Linked DNA regions of Homo sapiens: region 2 is linked to region 1. A link is a contact called in ENCODE Hi-C or POLR2A ChIA-PET data. All regions are on one chromosome and are shown on one strand. The core of a region is the stretch at or near the end of the contact, and the rest is flanking DNA. Distances in the headings are between cores, read along the strand shown. Region 1 overlaps HIVEP1 (HIVEP zinc finger 1). Region 2 has its middle 8.1 kb from the start of ADTRP.

The links. Hi-C counts contacts between places; a loop is a spot of excess contacts on that map. ChIA-PET counts read pairs that join two places held with the same protein, here RNA polymerase II (POLR2A). Pooled maps may share reads with other maps.
Region 2: a pooled map shows a loop between it and region 1 (4-fold over the local background). The contact joins two enhancer-like sites. A Hi-C loop is called at or near these places in 9 of 37 single-sample maps with no recorded cell type and 6 of 50 pooled maps. POLR2A ChIA-PET finds 5 or more read pairs at or near these places in 3 of 52 experiments (GM12878, activated naive CD4-positive, alpha-beta T cell and activated naive CD8-positive, alpha-beta T cell).

What each region holds. Positions count from the first base shown.
Region 1 is chr6:12,061,936-12,069,297 of GRCh38, reverse strand. All of the region lies in intron 2 of HIVEP1 (HIVEP zinc finger 1), which reads right to left. Among named protein-coding and RNA genes, the nearest start is that of HIVEP1, 53 kb to the right of the region's middle. Within about 2 kb of position 3,882, at least 3 of the 41 ENCODE cell types and tissues checked have a DNase peak (open chromatin) inside an H3K27ac peak, as active enhancers do; they include GM12878, where a contact is called at or near this core.
Region 2 is chr6:11,783,146-11,790,748 of GRCh38, reverse strand. No RefSeq gene overlaps it. Among named protein-coding and RNA genes, the nearest start is that of ADTRP, 8.1 kb to the right of the region's middle. Within about 2 kb of position 5,153, at least 4 of the 41 ENCODE cell types and tissues checked have a DNase peak (open chromatin) inside an H3K27ac peak, as active enhancers do; they include GM12878, where a contact is called at or near this core.

The sequences.
Region 1 (7,362 bases), core at 2,633-5,132:
TTATCTTTTATACTATACCTTTTCTGTTTAGATACACAAATACCACTGTGCTGTAATTGCCTACAGTATTCAGTAAATGAACATGCTGTGCAGGTTTGTAACCTAGGAGCGATAGGCTATACCATATAGGCTACGTGTGTAGTTGGCTGTACCATCTAGGTTTGTGTAAGTACACCCCATGGTGTTTGCACAATGACCAATGAGGAAATCACCTAACGACACATTTCTCAGAATGTATCCCATTGTTAAATGATTAATGACTTTGTACATTACATAAGTCAATTTTTGTGTATGTGCACACATGTTTTAAAGAATAATATTATCATAGCTGCATTTCTGGGGAAAGTGACAAGAAATTGGTAAGGCTGATAATAAGGATAAAGAGCAGAGGCAAGTAAAGGGAGAAAACACCAATTTTTTATTGTATATGCTTCTGTATTAGTTGATTTAAGTTCATGTATTACTCATATTAAAGATATATTATTTACTCATTTAAATACACAGGTATGTATAATATATATGAACATATGTGTAAATATGGACAGCCAAATAAAAAACAAACTTGGGTGTCTCAATTCCCTGAAAGTATATAAGTGCCTGCTTGCTTATATGCTTAATACACATATTACATATATGTGTGACGATTTACACATATATCTTCACAAATACGTGTGCACATATATGAATATATACGCATACTGTCAGATTCTTAAGTATTCTCCCTTAAACTCAATACATTATTCCATACTTCCAATTTATTTGATGCCTGTTTCCTCCTTCCAAATTAAGAATATTTTAACATCATCTAACTGACAATAATACTATTATAAGTATTACAAAACATGATTCTTTACCCTTTACATTCCTTTAATTTAGTTAAAAGTGTTAGTTAAAGTATTCTAAGGTCAGGCTGGGCATGGTGGCTCGTGCCTGTAATCCTAGTACTTTGGGAAGCCAAGGTGGGCGGATCACCTGAGGTCAGGAGTTTGAGACCACCCTGGCCAACACGGTGAAACCCCGCCTCTACTAAAAATACAAAATTAGACGGGCATGGTGGTGTGCATCTGTAATCCCAGCTATTTGGGAGGCTGAGGCAAGAGAATCACTTGAACCCAGGAGGCGGAGATTGCACTGAGCCAAGATCGTGCCACTGTACTCCAGCCTGGGCAACGAGGGCGAAACTCCATCTCAAAAAACAAAAAAAGTATTCTGAGGTCAGTTAAGAAGTCTGCTCTTTCATCTCAAAATCTGCATCTCTTCTAAAGCACAGCCCCCTCACCAGCACGAATCAGAAATTAAAAAGGTATGAAAAATATAAGTAGGTCTTAGAGGGGAGAAAAATAAAATGAATACAATGGATAAAATCTAACAGCTTTAGTCATCAACTACAGATATGATCTTTATTTGGGAATTATCATCAAAATAAACCAACAAACACCCTAACATCTTACAATTCCTCAAGACTACATTGGGGGCCATTGATTTGTACCCCACATAACCTAATACCTTCCCTTCCCTACCAGAGCAGTTGTTTCCTTTCATCATAACAGCCCCTCACCAGACCATGGAGTGCATGGTCTGGGGAGGACAGGCAGGAATTGGGGACACAAGCAGGAGTTGCTCACCACTGTCCTCAGCACAGAGCTGGACACACAGCAGGCAGGGCACCCAATAATCTCCAGCTTGGCATCAGATAAATGCAATAAATCCAAACCATTCTACGCCATTGGCGCCTACTCAAAAGCAGGGAAGAATTAACATTTTATAACCACAAGAAAAATATACCTTAAAAAAAAAATCCAAGCTCAAAAACTTTAAAATTAACTACATTGTTTAAATAGTCCTTATTATTATTTCTGTAAAATAAATGGCTAAACGGCCAGTCAACTTCCTTTAAAGAATTCATGAGAAAAGTTCACAAATTTTTTGTAGTTTCACAGAAATAGATTAAATATGTAACATTCCAATTATTAATTTTCCATGCTACAATTTTAAATGTAAATGATAGTAACTACTAAGTGATACACTTCAATAAAAATAGAAAATGGTTAAAACATAAAGAAATTTATAGGTAGTCAACTGCAAGATCCATAATACTAATAATTAATCATTATTTAAAAGTTAGTTTTTTAATTAAACTTAAACCCTAACCCTATCCCTAACACTAACTCTAACCAGCCAACACATTCAGAGATATATTCCCTAAACGGATTTTCCAAAGACTAATACTTAGAAAATGTACCACCAAATCTGCTGATGAAAATACACTAAATTATATTTCAGGAAAATAAATTATCTGGAATCCACATTACTATTATTATTGTTGTTCAAAGCCATTAGCCTAACTAAATAACAGTACATATATTTTGTATGTATGTATATATAATAAAGTGTATGTGTGTGTATATATATATACACACACACACACACAGTGTCTTTGTTTGAAATATATCCACCATCCCATTATATATAAACATAATGCCTTCTAGTTATTCGTTTTCACTGTTACCTTGAAGAAATAGCTCAGAGAAGACAATGATAATATTGGGCCCATCATACATTAAAGTGGTTCCGAACAAATATTTATTTATGATAAAATTTATAATGCACAAAATTCCCCATCTAAATCTTCATAATCTAAGCAGTCAAAAAATTCATATGCTTTGAGAAATCATCACAATTCAAACAATGAACAAGTGTCATTTCTTTCACAAAGGAAGTACTTGGCTAAGTCCAACACTTCCAAGGACTCTGGCCAAAAATAACAGTAATTAAGCTTGTAACTTCATATGTATGGATCTGAACTAGTCAAACCAAAAATAGCTTTCTGATCATTTATCAGCTGCTGCCATTTGCCTAAGAAGCTAACTGCAACAAAGAGACTAAGTTAGACAAATCATGGTGAAAACACACAGAAATATAACTGAACTTAAGACTTAAAGCTCTTTTCAGTTATTATGTGGTAGCACAAGAGGGATGGTCATCATGCAATTATTTGGATACTTAACAAGATTAACTATTTCTTAAACTCCCTAAGATACATGTAAAATACACAGCAAAACACAGAATTAACACACACGCACACAGCTCTTAAAACCAATGGAAACAGCGCACAAGCTATCTGTTCCCATCCAGCGTAAGAATCGCTCCCCTTGAAAATTCTCCTCTTGAATGAACAACACTGCCTTTTAGGGATGCCCACAGCACACAGCTTGCCTTCCCCCACTGCTGCCTCAAGCTCATGGTGTTCCTTCTCATGAGAATCACCTCCCCAATGTTCCTTTACACCTGCCTGGGAAGCCCTCATTCTCCTTACTCACAGCCGCACCCTCGCACTTCAGGCCCTACTGGGGGATATCCAACAGTAACAGCTTCCTGTGTGCTGAGTGCTGTTCTGAGGACTTCACATCTACATCTGAACCAGTCAAACCAAAAATAGCTTTCTAATCGTTTATCAGCTCTGCCATTTGCAGAAGCTAACTGCATCATAGAAACCAAGTTAGGCAAATCACAGCAAAAACACACTAAAATAAAACTGGACTTAGAGCTCTTTTCAGTTATTATATTGTAACAACCATTCAATGCACACACACACACACACACACGCACACACACACACACACACACAAAACCTACCTGGGAGGAGACCACCCTTCACCTCCATTTTCCAGAGGAGCAAACAGTGGCACACAGAAGCGAATTCACAGAGCCCGTCAGGGGAAGAACCAGCTTGAACCCAGGCAGATTTGCCTCCAGAACGGGAAGTTGCTGGTACAGTGATACTCTATGCCACATCCCTGTATTCTATGTGTGTATCAAAAGGGCGTCCTGCCTGACCTGGCAACTTCTCATCTTTCATGTGTGAGCATCAATGTCACATGCTCTTGAAGCTCTCTCCTGACACTAACTGGGAGCACTCCAGTGTGCACCAACAGCACCCCACCTCTTCTTGTGTTAAATGTATGTGTGTGACCTTGCTTGTTTCATGTCTGCATCACCCTCTAATATCAAACGCCATGATCAGAATCTATCATAGTTATTCTCCTATCCCAGGTCCCAACATTTATCCACAACTCACCAGTTTTTCATGACATGCTTTAACTCCAACTCTCAGAAACACCTACTAATGATTCCAGGAAAGTAACAGTTTCTTGCCTCCCTATACATTGCACAGACCTTTACCTAGTTCATACAATTTGGCATTTAGTTGCATCCAATTTGTCCACCATGATTTAGGTCTTTTTTGGGCCTTAAATTATCTATTATGTGTGAATCTCTTTTCCATCTGAGATGTTTTAGCAACCTGAAGATAGAAGAGCCAACCCCACAGTATGTGTACAGCCCTAGAAACACAGCATATGCTCAATATGGCTGGATTCACATCTGTTGGAGGGAAAGAACATACTGAAAATGTCTTGACTGCTTCATGAAGGCCCACTGGGAAATCGGGATGGAAAATCAAATTGAAAAATTCCTTTTGCAGGGAAAAACAGAGCAGCCACTAACTGATCTAACTGATCAACAGAAGTGTAATGGGAATATGTGTGTGTACGGCGTGGGGAGGGGACACACAAAAAATGAAAACTCCATGAAGCTGTCAGGAAAGGTAGCCTCTCCCTTCTCTTCCCTTTTGTCTTCTCTTGGGCTAGACCTAAGAACCAAGAGTTCTCAGTTCTGGCTCAAAACTGAAGTTTCATTTTACTATGGTAGAAATCACAGACAGACACATGCAGATACATACAATTTCACCAGCATAATTTTGCAGAATAAAAAAAGGTTTTATCACCACTACTGAAATAATGAACACTAAAAAGTACCTTATAATACTATCATTTAAGTTGCAATTACAATTCGTGGTGATGTCACCCACTGCTGTTAACAAACGATCATTAAGTTCTGCTTGTGATGACCTTATTGAAATAGCTCCCAAAACAGCCTGCTGAGGTTATTTGCTGAGAAAGAAAGAAACTTCATCTGGTTTCCCTGACTGTTGTAACACAGAAAGAGTCTGGAATACTTTAGTCATTACCATTTACAAAATTTATGATACATATGCCGTTCCCACTATAGGGATGCATTGCTTCCAGAAATCCGTAAACTTCAAAATTGTGACTCAAAAACACTGAGTCACAATACATTAAAAAAAATTTATTTGGTGTCCAATGAATTATTTAGTTTACAAGTAGATGCATTAGAGAAGAAAGCTCTAGGGTCAAGGCCAGAAACCTGGGTAGGAGCAAGCAACCTGGCAAGAATCCAGGAAGAGGGAATATTATATATTATACCAAGGCATGTTCCTTGCCAAAATCTGAGGTCTCTCATTTTCCAAGATCACACCTAATCTTCAAACCAAGGCAAATCATGGAAGTTTTAAATATGGGAGTCACTTGGCAGTCCCAAACTTAAGACCCAAGGTTTGCAGTGCTCAGGAAGGTCTAGGACATGCAATGATTTTTACCACTAAGAAACATATGTGAATCTCATGCATGGTGAAGCTGGTACACAAGAGGTTTCACTTGGTTGGAGAGTCAGTCTTGCAGACTGCCCAGTGACCACCTCTCAAAACCTTCACTGTTCTTTATTAAGTGCTGTCAAATGTGTAATACTCTGGCAATCCCCAAGTCCTCTGATTCTTCCTCCAAAAACCTCTCCAAGCTGCCCACTTCAGCCACCCAGATCCAAGCCCCTTCTCTCCCCAAGACATCTGCCTCTGCCTCTTTGCAGTCCTCTGCATGGCATCTGCTCCTGCCCTTCCCTGCCTTCCAACCCACCTTCCACGTGCAGCCACACCTGCCAACATGAGCCAGCTCCTCCCTCCCCACTTTCCACCAATGTCCTCATCCCAATCTTGTTTAATGCCATATAACTCCACTAGTGGTTTTTAGGTTGGGGTGATTTTGCCCCCCAAAAGGCATTTGGAAATGCCTGGAGACATCTTGGTTTACAACTGAGGGAGGAAGACTGCAATTGGCATCTAGTGGGTACAGGCCAGGGAGTCTGTCAAATATCCCGTGACACACAGGACAGTGCCCAAGACAAAGAATTATCTAGGCCAAATCATAAATGGAGCTGAGGTTGAAAAACTCTGCTAGAAATCAATAAATATTTTAATGATAACTGAAAAGCATTCAATATTACTTTAATCATATCCTCTTTATTCCTCCTTTTATTCTATTAACTATTTCCAAAAAGAGTAAAACATAATTTAGATTAGCATATTATATTTTTAAATCATGAATAATGATACGTGTTAGCAATAACTACTACTAACAGGGGAGTCTTCACATTTAGCACAAGAATGAAAGTACTCACATGTATTCTTCTAGTAAGTACCTGTGAGAAAACTAAGGCATGAAGAGGCGTAACTTCGGTCACTCAGCTAAGACAAGGAAAGCTGGGATTCCATCCCAGGACACCTGAACAGAAAGCTTTTCCCACTATGCCAGACTACACTATACTTTCAATACGCAAAATGACAGTAACGTGTGGGTGTTAGAAACTTCTCTCAGTTCAAATCCTGGTCTATCCCTTTCTTATCTTTATGACATTGAGCAAGTTACTTATAAGCCAAACCTCAGTTACCTCATCTGTAATGGGTGAGAAAATGGTACCTACCTCACAAAGTTGCATGAGATTCAGAAAAAACAAGAATAAGAATATTTAGAGTAGCACTCGGCATGTAGCTGGCACTCATTAAAGATTACTTCTTATTGTCTAACAAATACTCAAATATTTTATTCCCCATAGCCTTTTGACTTGCACGAGCAATTGAAAAAAAGAAAACCAATTTTGGCTTCCTTGCTGAATAGATGTAACTTAGAATTAATTTAAAAATTAAGAAAAATAATGAAATGTTTAATTACATCAATATCTGTATCTAATAACTCATAAATGTTTATACATTTAAATATCGTACTCAAAAGGTAAAGAAATTTAGACTTACTATACAATATTCCAAATAAAAAAGAAATGGAAGGTTTAGGAAGCCAAATAAGGTTATCATTAAAGGAATAGTTTTATATATATAATCTCTAACATGTATTAAGTAATTTCTGAAATATTTTAACTTAATGTAATAATTTCTAAGTAAATTCTAAGTAAATCTGAACATTCTACAAATTTGTTCAGTGGCACTATGTAACACCATCACCTAGATTTTACCTAACACTATACTTTTAAAAAGAAAAGATTTGGCATTCATTTCACAGATTTGACTTAGGCAACTAGTTATTCTTTAAATAAGTTGTAATATGCATTAAGCAGTCAATGACTAACAAACTGACAATGTATTATTTCACCTAAACTATTTTTGACTCTACTATAAAACAATATTAATACTTGGCTCTCATTCAAATTTCATCA
Region 2 (7,603 bases), core at 3,904-6,403, 280 kb after region 1:
TTTGTAAGGTGGATATAGACGTTGCAAGGTCATCTACACCATTTGAAAGGTCCTTTGATAAGGTTTTATGGTAATAAGAGGAGGTTGCGATTCCTGCTACTCCAGTGCCTGTGGCTGCTGTGATGCCCAGGCCTATGAGTAGTGGGATAAGCTGTATGGCCCGGCGCCTGTGGTGTGGGATTTGAGTATTTAGGGTTTGGAGAGGCAGGTTTTCTCCTGGAGCTATGCCTATTTTAGGGCTGAGGAAGACCAGTGTACAGGTGCCTGTCCAGTTGGTGGGGAGACAGAGGTAGGTGGAGGTGCTGCATAGAAAGAACACACCTTGGCTAGGGAGGCAGAATTGGAAATGTATGGCAAAAAGGGGATGTAAAATGTTTTCTGAGCATCAGGTGTGGAGGGAGGAGGCTAGAGCCACTCCGGTTAGGGGTTGAAGGGGGTGTGTTGAGTTGAGCTGGCTAGCTCCTACTGATGAGTTTTCTAAGTGTAGAAAGAAACATTTTGTGTCAATAAGTAGTCTGTTTGAGGGTGTGTTAGGCAGTGGGATTTCCACGCATTCGGAAGTGGGGACGGGGTCTAGACAAGTGCTCCACCCTGCGATTTCTATGCAGGGCCTATGTCGGTTATTGCAGAATCCTGATGTTTCTCCTGTGACTTGGGCCTGAGGGGGGTTGGAGATTTTGAGAGTTTGTGTGGGGTTTGTTACTGTTACTGTTTGGATGCCTGTCGGGGGAGTGAGTGTCAGGATATAGTTGCATAAGCTAGAGGAGAGGGTGCCTAGGGGGGACTCCTGAGGAAAGTTCACATTTTATGCATAGGAATGCTTGTTGGCTGAGTTTTGAGTCTGAAGTAAGTGCTCTTAAGATAACCTTGCGTTCTGAAGTATGTGTGGTAAGATTGAGTTTGTAACTTTTGAGTGCATTTACTCCTCCGAAACTTTGGTAGCGGGGGTGGAGGGTTATACTGATGAGGACCCAGTCTTTGAGGGGAACTGGGAAGGCATCCTTTGATATGGTTTCTGAGGGGTGTACACAGAACCAGCAGGCCTTGGCCAGAGAGGGGTTAGTCTGATTGAGTATCCTATGTGCCTGTTGAATGGCGCGCTGAAGGTGGGAGCGGTAGTGAGAAGGAGGAGGAGTAAATAGACAGAGAGCAAGTGTAAAGGTAAAGAATTCGGCTTCATCTGGAGTGAATTCCTGTAAATCCCCTTGAAATATAAGATCGGTGATCCAGTCAAGTGCCGTGAGGGTGGGATGTTCTGGGTAGGACCATGAAATTCTGTGATGCAGTGAAGGAAGAGGGTGAAACGGCAGGACGGGCAAAGACAGGACATTTAGGAGGGGCAACTCTTGGTGGTGGTTATTATACCTGCTATAAGGAGGATTGTGAGGCAAAATGTTACAGATATGAAAATTTTTTGTTTGAAACTCCACCCAGGAGGTGAGACGGTATATAGTCATATGGCAAAGAGTAGAGTAAGTAGGGTGATTCCTGCAAGGGCAGCGTAATAGATGATTTCCATTAATAAGCGTTTGGATACTTAATGGTAAGGGGTGATAACTTGTCTGTTATGGTTCACTGGGGAAGAGTGGGGTCTTCTGGGATGGGCATTAGGTGGAGTTGAGTTTTTCCAAGAAGAGTGCTGGAGTATTTATAGGAAACAGCTGGTTGGTTAGTCAGTGGCGGGTCAGCGGCAGGGGCTCTTTTTAACCTGGAAAGATGGTACCAAGAGTTGTGTCCTGAAAGTTTGGCTGTGGTGGGGGTAGTGAGAAGGACTTGGAAAGGGCCTTCCCACTTCAGTTTGAGACTCGTTGAAGTAAGGGTTTTTAGGAACACATATTCTCCAGGAAGGAGTGCCTGGTCGGTGGGGCCTTGGTGGGATTTTGGGAGGGCCTGGTCTGCTTGTTCGTGGAGGGGATGACGGATGAGGGAGAGTGTTGGGAGGTACTCTCCTAATTGAGAGTTAGGAGGGAGTCTGTTTTGTAAGAGGAAAGGGCGTCCGTACATTAACTCAAATGGACTGAGGAAGGAGGGGGCTTTTGGACTGGCTCTGATGTGAGCCAGCGCTATGGGTAAAAAGGAGGTCCAAGGTTTTTTGATCTCAAGTGTGAGTTTGGTTAACTGAGTTGTGAGAATTCCGTTTGCCCTCTCGACTTCTCCAGATGACTGGGGCTGATATGGGATATGGAGGCGCCACTGAACGCCAAGGGATGGGGAGACCTGTTGGGTAATTTGGGAGATGAAGCTAGGCCCATTGTCTGATTGTATGGGGCTCGGGAGACCAAATCTAGGGATAATTTCTGATATGAGAATTTGAGAGACTTCTGCAGCTTTTTCTGAAGGGGTAGGAAATGCTTCTACTCAACCTGAAAAAGTGTCTACGAGGGTAAGAAGATATTTAGATTTTTTGACGGGAGGCATGTGGGTGAAGTTTACTTGCCAGTGCTCCCCTGGGAGTGTTCCTCTGAGCTGGTATGTAAGGATGAGGAGAGGGCAGAGGGCCCCTTGGGAGGAAGTAACAGAGCATATACGACAGTTTGAGGTTATGTCCTTTAGTGAGATGAATAGATGGGGGGAGGAGAAACAAGGGCGAAGGAGTAGGTATGGGGGCATGCACTGATATGGAAGGGTTGGTGAAGAGGTGTTAGAATTTCCTTGCTTTGCTCTTGGGGAAGAACAGGCTTTTGATTTTTGATTATCCAGTCCCCTTGAAGGGAGGCTCCTTGCTGTAGTAGTGAAGACTTTTCAGTGGGAGGGTATCTGGGCGGGACTGCTGGGGTGACAAGGAGGATGGGGGCAGGGAGAGGAGAAAGGGAGTCCTGTTTTGCTGCCTCGTCGGTCTTTCTATTTCCTTTTGAGATTTCATCTGATCCTGCTTGATGTTCTCGACAGTGTATGACTCTTGCTTCAGTTGGGAGGTGTGCGGCCTGAAGGAGTTGGTAAATAAGGGGGGCCGTTAGTAATGGGGGTTCTTTTGGCGGTAAGGAATCCTTTCTCTTGCCAGATGGCTGCATGGGAATGAAGAATGTGATAGGCATACTTAGAGTCTGTGTATATGTTGACCCATTTGTTTTTGGAGAGGGTTAGGGCTCTGGTGAGCGCTATGAGTTGTGCCTTCTGGGAGGAGGTTCCTGGGGGTCGGGTTTTAGCCTCAATTACATGGTTTAAGGTAACTACTGCATACCCAGCAATTTTGGGAGAGACGGGGGCTCCGGAAGATGAGCCAACTATGAATAGTTGGTCATCTGGGTTAGTGAGAGGCTCGGAGGAGATGTTAGGGAAGTGTGGCTGCAGGCGATCCAGAATGTCAGTGCAAGAATGAGTAGGAGGGGAAGAGGATATGGGGAGTAGGGATGCTGGGTTGAGGGGTGCGCTTTTGGTGAGGCTGAATTCAGGATTTTCAATAAAGAGGGCATACAGTGACTGAATTCCGGAAGGAGAGAGGGAGCTTAACACCCGGGAGGAGAAGAGATCCTGTAAGTTGTGAGAGCTGTGGACAGTGGTGCTTTGGCTGAATGTTAGTTTTTTACTTTCCAGAGCTAAAATGGCCACTGCTGCTAATGCTCTAAGACAGGTTGGCCACCCTCTGACAGTGTTGTTTGTTTTGAGAGGTATGCCACAGGGGTAAAGGAAGGAGGATTTCCCTTTTGTTGCCCTAAGACCCCGAGAGCTATTCCTTGGTTTTCGGTGGCATAGAGAACGCAGGGTTGGGAGATGTCGGGTAAGGACAGGGCAGGTGCAGTGACGAGAGTGGTTTGGAGTCCACGGAAACTGGGAAGTATGTTGTGTGTGGGGCTTAGGGGTTCATTGAGAGGGCCTTTGGCTGCTTCACAGAGGGGCTGAGCCAGGAGGGCAAAGTTGGGAATCCATGTCCTAAAGAAACCTGCCAGTCCTAGAAAGAGAGAAGTTCATTTTTTGAGGAAGGCGGGGGCAAGCTGTTTATTAAGGTTGCTTGTGCTGGGGTCATGGCTCGGGCCCCGGGGGAGAGTTGGACTCCTAAGTATGTTACTGTTGGGGTAGATAGTTGGGCAAACAACAAATCTCTATTAGCATTTATAATTTACCTGCTACCATGAATAGTGCTGAGGGCACAGAGATGTATCAGACACCCCTGGAGGAGCTCATAGTGATTGGCTGCATCAGTGAAGGTTCCAATAGGAAAAGGCATTTCCCTCAGCTGAGAGTTTAATGATGGGACTATTAGCACAAGGATGGGCAAAGGTAAGACAGTTCTGTAAGAACTGTGGAAGTACAGATCAGCTGTAAAGGGAATGAGCCATCTGAGACGGGCTCTGTGCACATTACGAGGGTAGGTGGAACAAGTACAAGTCCCGCCGACTTGCCTTGTCTTCAGGTTTAACATCTGAGAGCTATATTGGTTAGCTGTTTGTTTAGCAACAGCAGCTGGAGAACCCCTCTCTTGTGTCAAAATGAAACCACACTTCAGCAGACTTGTTCACCATAATCTCAAGGACTCTGTGCCCTGTGTCCCTATTTCCTGCTCATCGCTGCTCAACCTGCAGACGTCACCTAGGAGTGTCGTCCAACCCCTCCCGCTGCAGCTGGCGCCATGGTGTGTGTGGGGGTGTGTGAATCTGTGTGGGGTTGGGGCATTTCTTCAGAGGCCAGCCCTGGTCAGTTGCTCCCTTAGTTCAGTTGGCGTCCCAGCTTTGGGACATGAGATAGTCACTGTTGCAGGTTCCCTGAACCCCATTTCATACCGAAGGAAATTAACACCCCAGAGAAGCTGATGGCTGATCAGCTCCAGGTCCTGAAGCATATACAGGCTTGGACTCAAGCCCCTTGCCCTGACTCCCTGCGTTTTGTACCTTATCCCTTGGTGACTGGCCAAGAAATGGGTTATATCTTTACCAGGAAAAACTGTTATTTGTGCCGGTGGCCATGACTACTTTACTGTGGGACTCCTTTCATCCTTATCTTCTCCTACGTGGTGTCTGGAGTTTCCCATGACTTACTCAATGCATTCATCGTTAGCTCAATCTTCCATATATTTAGAATGACAGAATAATGTGCAGGATAATTTAGGCTCCATTAGTACTTTGTGCATACCTCTATTATAGTACTTATCACATCATGCTGTAATTTTTTGTTTACATACCTGTCTCTGCCACTTGGCAGTGAGTTCCTCCGGGGCTCAGGCTGTCTTACTCATTTCTGTATTCCACCTCCTCCCCACAACCCAGCAGCTGAACACGTTGAACACAGTAGGTTTTTAATGAATGAGCCGGCTTTAGGGTAAGGCTCGGTAGACTGGTACACCTGGTATTCCACATATTCATTTATTCAGCAAATATTTTCATAACTGCTACTATTTTTTAAATTGCCAAATAAAAATTGTATACATTTGTGGTGCACAACATGATGTTTTGAAATCTGTATGCACTGTGGAATGGCTAACTCAAGCTAATTAATATATGCATTACCTCACCTACTTATCCTCTTTTTGCGGTGAGAATACTTTTTTTTTTTTTTTTTTGACAAGGTCTGACTCTATTGTCCAGGCTGGAGTGCAGTGGTGTGATGCTGGCTCACTGCAACCTCCACCTCCCACACTCAAGCAATCCTCCCACCTCAGCCTCCCAAGTTGCTGGGACTACAGGTGCACATCACAAAAACATAATTTTTGTGTTTTTAGTAGAGACGGGGTCTTGCTATGCTGCCCAGGCTGGTCTCAAGCTCCTGGGTTCAAGTGATCTTCCCACCTCAGCCTCTCAAAGTGCTGAGATTATAGGTGTGAACCACCATGCCTCGCCAAGAATACTTAAAATCTACTCTGTTAGCAATTTTCAAGCATACAATACATTATTACTAATTATAGTCACCATGTTGTACAATAAACCTCTTACACTTATTCTTCCTGTCTAACTGAAATTTTATATCCTTTGACCAACTTTCCCCAACCCCCACTCCCACCTCCGCCCCAGGCCCGTGGTGACCTCCATTCTACTCTCTGCTTTTTTAGACTGCACATATAATGAGGTCAAGGAGTATTTGTCTTTCTGTGCCTGGCCTATTTCACTTAACGTAATACCCTCCAGGTTCACCTGTGTTGTCACAAATAGAAGTTTCTTCTGTCTGAAGACTAAGCGTTATTCCACTGTGTATCCGTACCATACTTTCTTCATTCATTTATCCATCGATGAACACTTAGGGTGAGTCCCTGTCATGGCTATTGTAAATAAGAATGTTGCAATGACTGTGGGAGTGCACGTGTCTCTTTGACATACTGATTCATTTTCCTTTGGATATATACCCAGTCGTGGGATTGCTGGATGATATTATAGTTCTATTTTTAATTTACTGAGGAAATTTCATACCGTTTTCCATAATATCTGTGCTAATTTATTTCCCACCATCAGTATATCAGAGTTTTCTTTTCTCCACATCTTTGCCAACACGTGTTTTCTTTTTTCTTTCTTTCTTTCTTTCTTTTTTTTTTTTTGGATAACATCCATTCTGACAGGTGTAAGGCGATATCTCATTGTGGTTTTAGTTTGCATTTCCCTGAGGTTTAGTGATGTTGAACATTTTTTATATATCTGTTGGCCATTTGTATGTCATCTTTTGATGTCTATTCGGGTCTTTTTCCCATTTTTTAAATTGGGTTATTTGTTTTCTTAGTCAGCAGATGTTTATTAGGTACTTACTGTGTGTCCAGCACTATGCTAAGCTCTGGGAATTCAAACACATCATATGTGAACCCTAGGAGATAATGACGTACAAAAAAGACTAATTCCTAATCATTATGCAACATGCAGGGATGCATAGCAGGTTAAAGAAGACAGGAGGGAGCTGTTTAAGATGGCCAGGTTGTGGTGGCCATCCAGGAAGGGTTCCTGGAAAAGGAAGCTGCTGAGCTGCATTTTAAATGAGGGTTATGACGTAACCAGTCAAAGATATGTTGAGAGGAGGCATCAGGGAGAGGAGACAGTAGGAGTAAAGGTGCCGGTATGTGACATAGCCAGGTGTGGGTGAAAAGCTCTGTCAATGCAGTGTTGTTGGAGTGACATCCAATGTGGGATGCCACACGAGGATGGAGAGAGCCAGTGGGAAGTGGGCAGGTTATTAAAAGCTATGAAACTTGGATGTAATGCTGTGGGTGATGCTGATGTAGTAAAACGACATGAGCTGGTGGGGGATGTGGCATTTCAGAGAGAATCACTCACTGACCTTGTGAAAAACAGCGTTGGGGCATCAAACTAGATTCAGGAAAACCAGCTAGGTTGCTGGTTGCTATGGTGGTGGCAAGAGATGGAGGCCACTTGAACGAGGGCAGTTGTAGAAGGGATGGAAAGAAAGGGACTGATTTGACCCTGATGTAAGAAATGAACTTGGCAGGATTTGGTGGTTAACTGGATTTGAAGAGTAAAAAAGCGGGAGGACACAGGAAGCTCCCAGGTCGATGGTGAGGCCATGGTCACAGGACAGAGACTAGAGAAGAAAAGCCTGGTTTGGCGGAAGTCAGTGAGCTCGTTTTAGACGTATGGAGTTTGAGGCGTGTCTGTCTCCTTCAGGAGATTCCAACAGGTAGTCAAAGATGTGTTTGAAGCTTGGTGGGGATAGGGAGAGGGCCTGGACCAGAGGT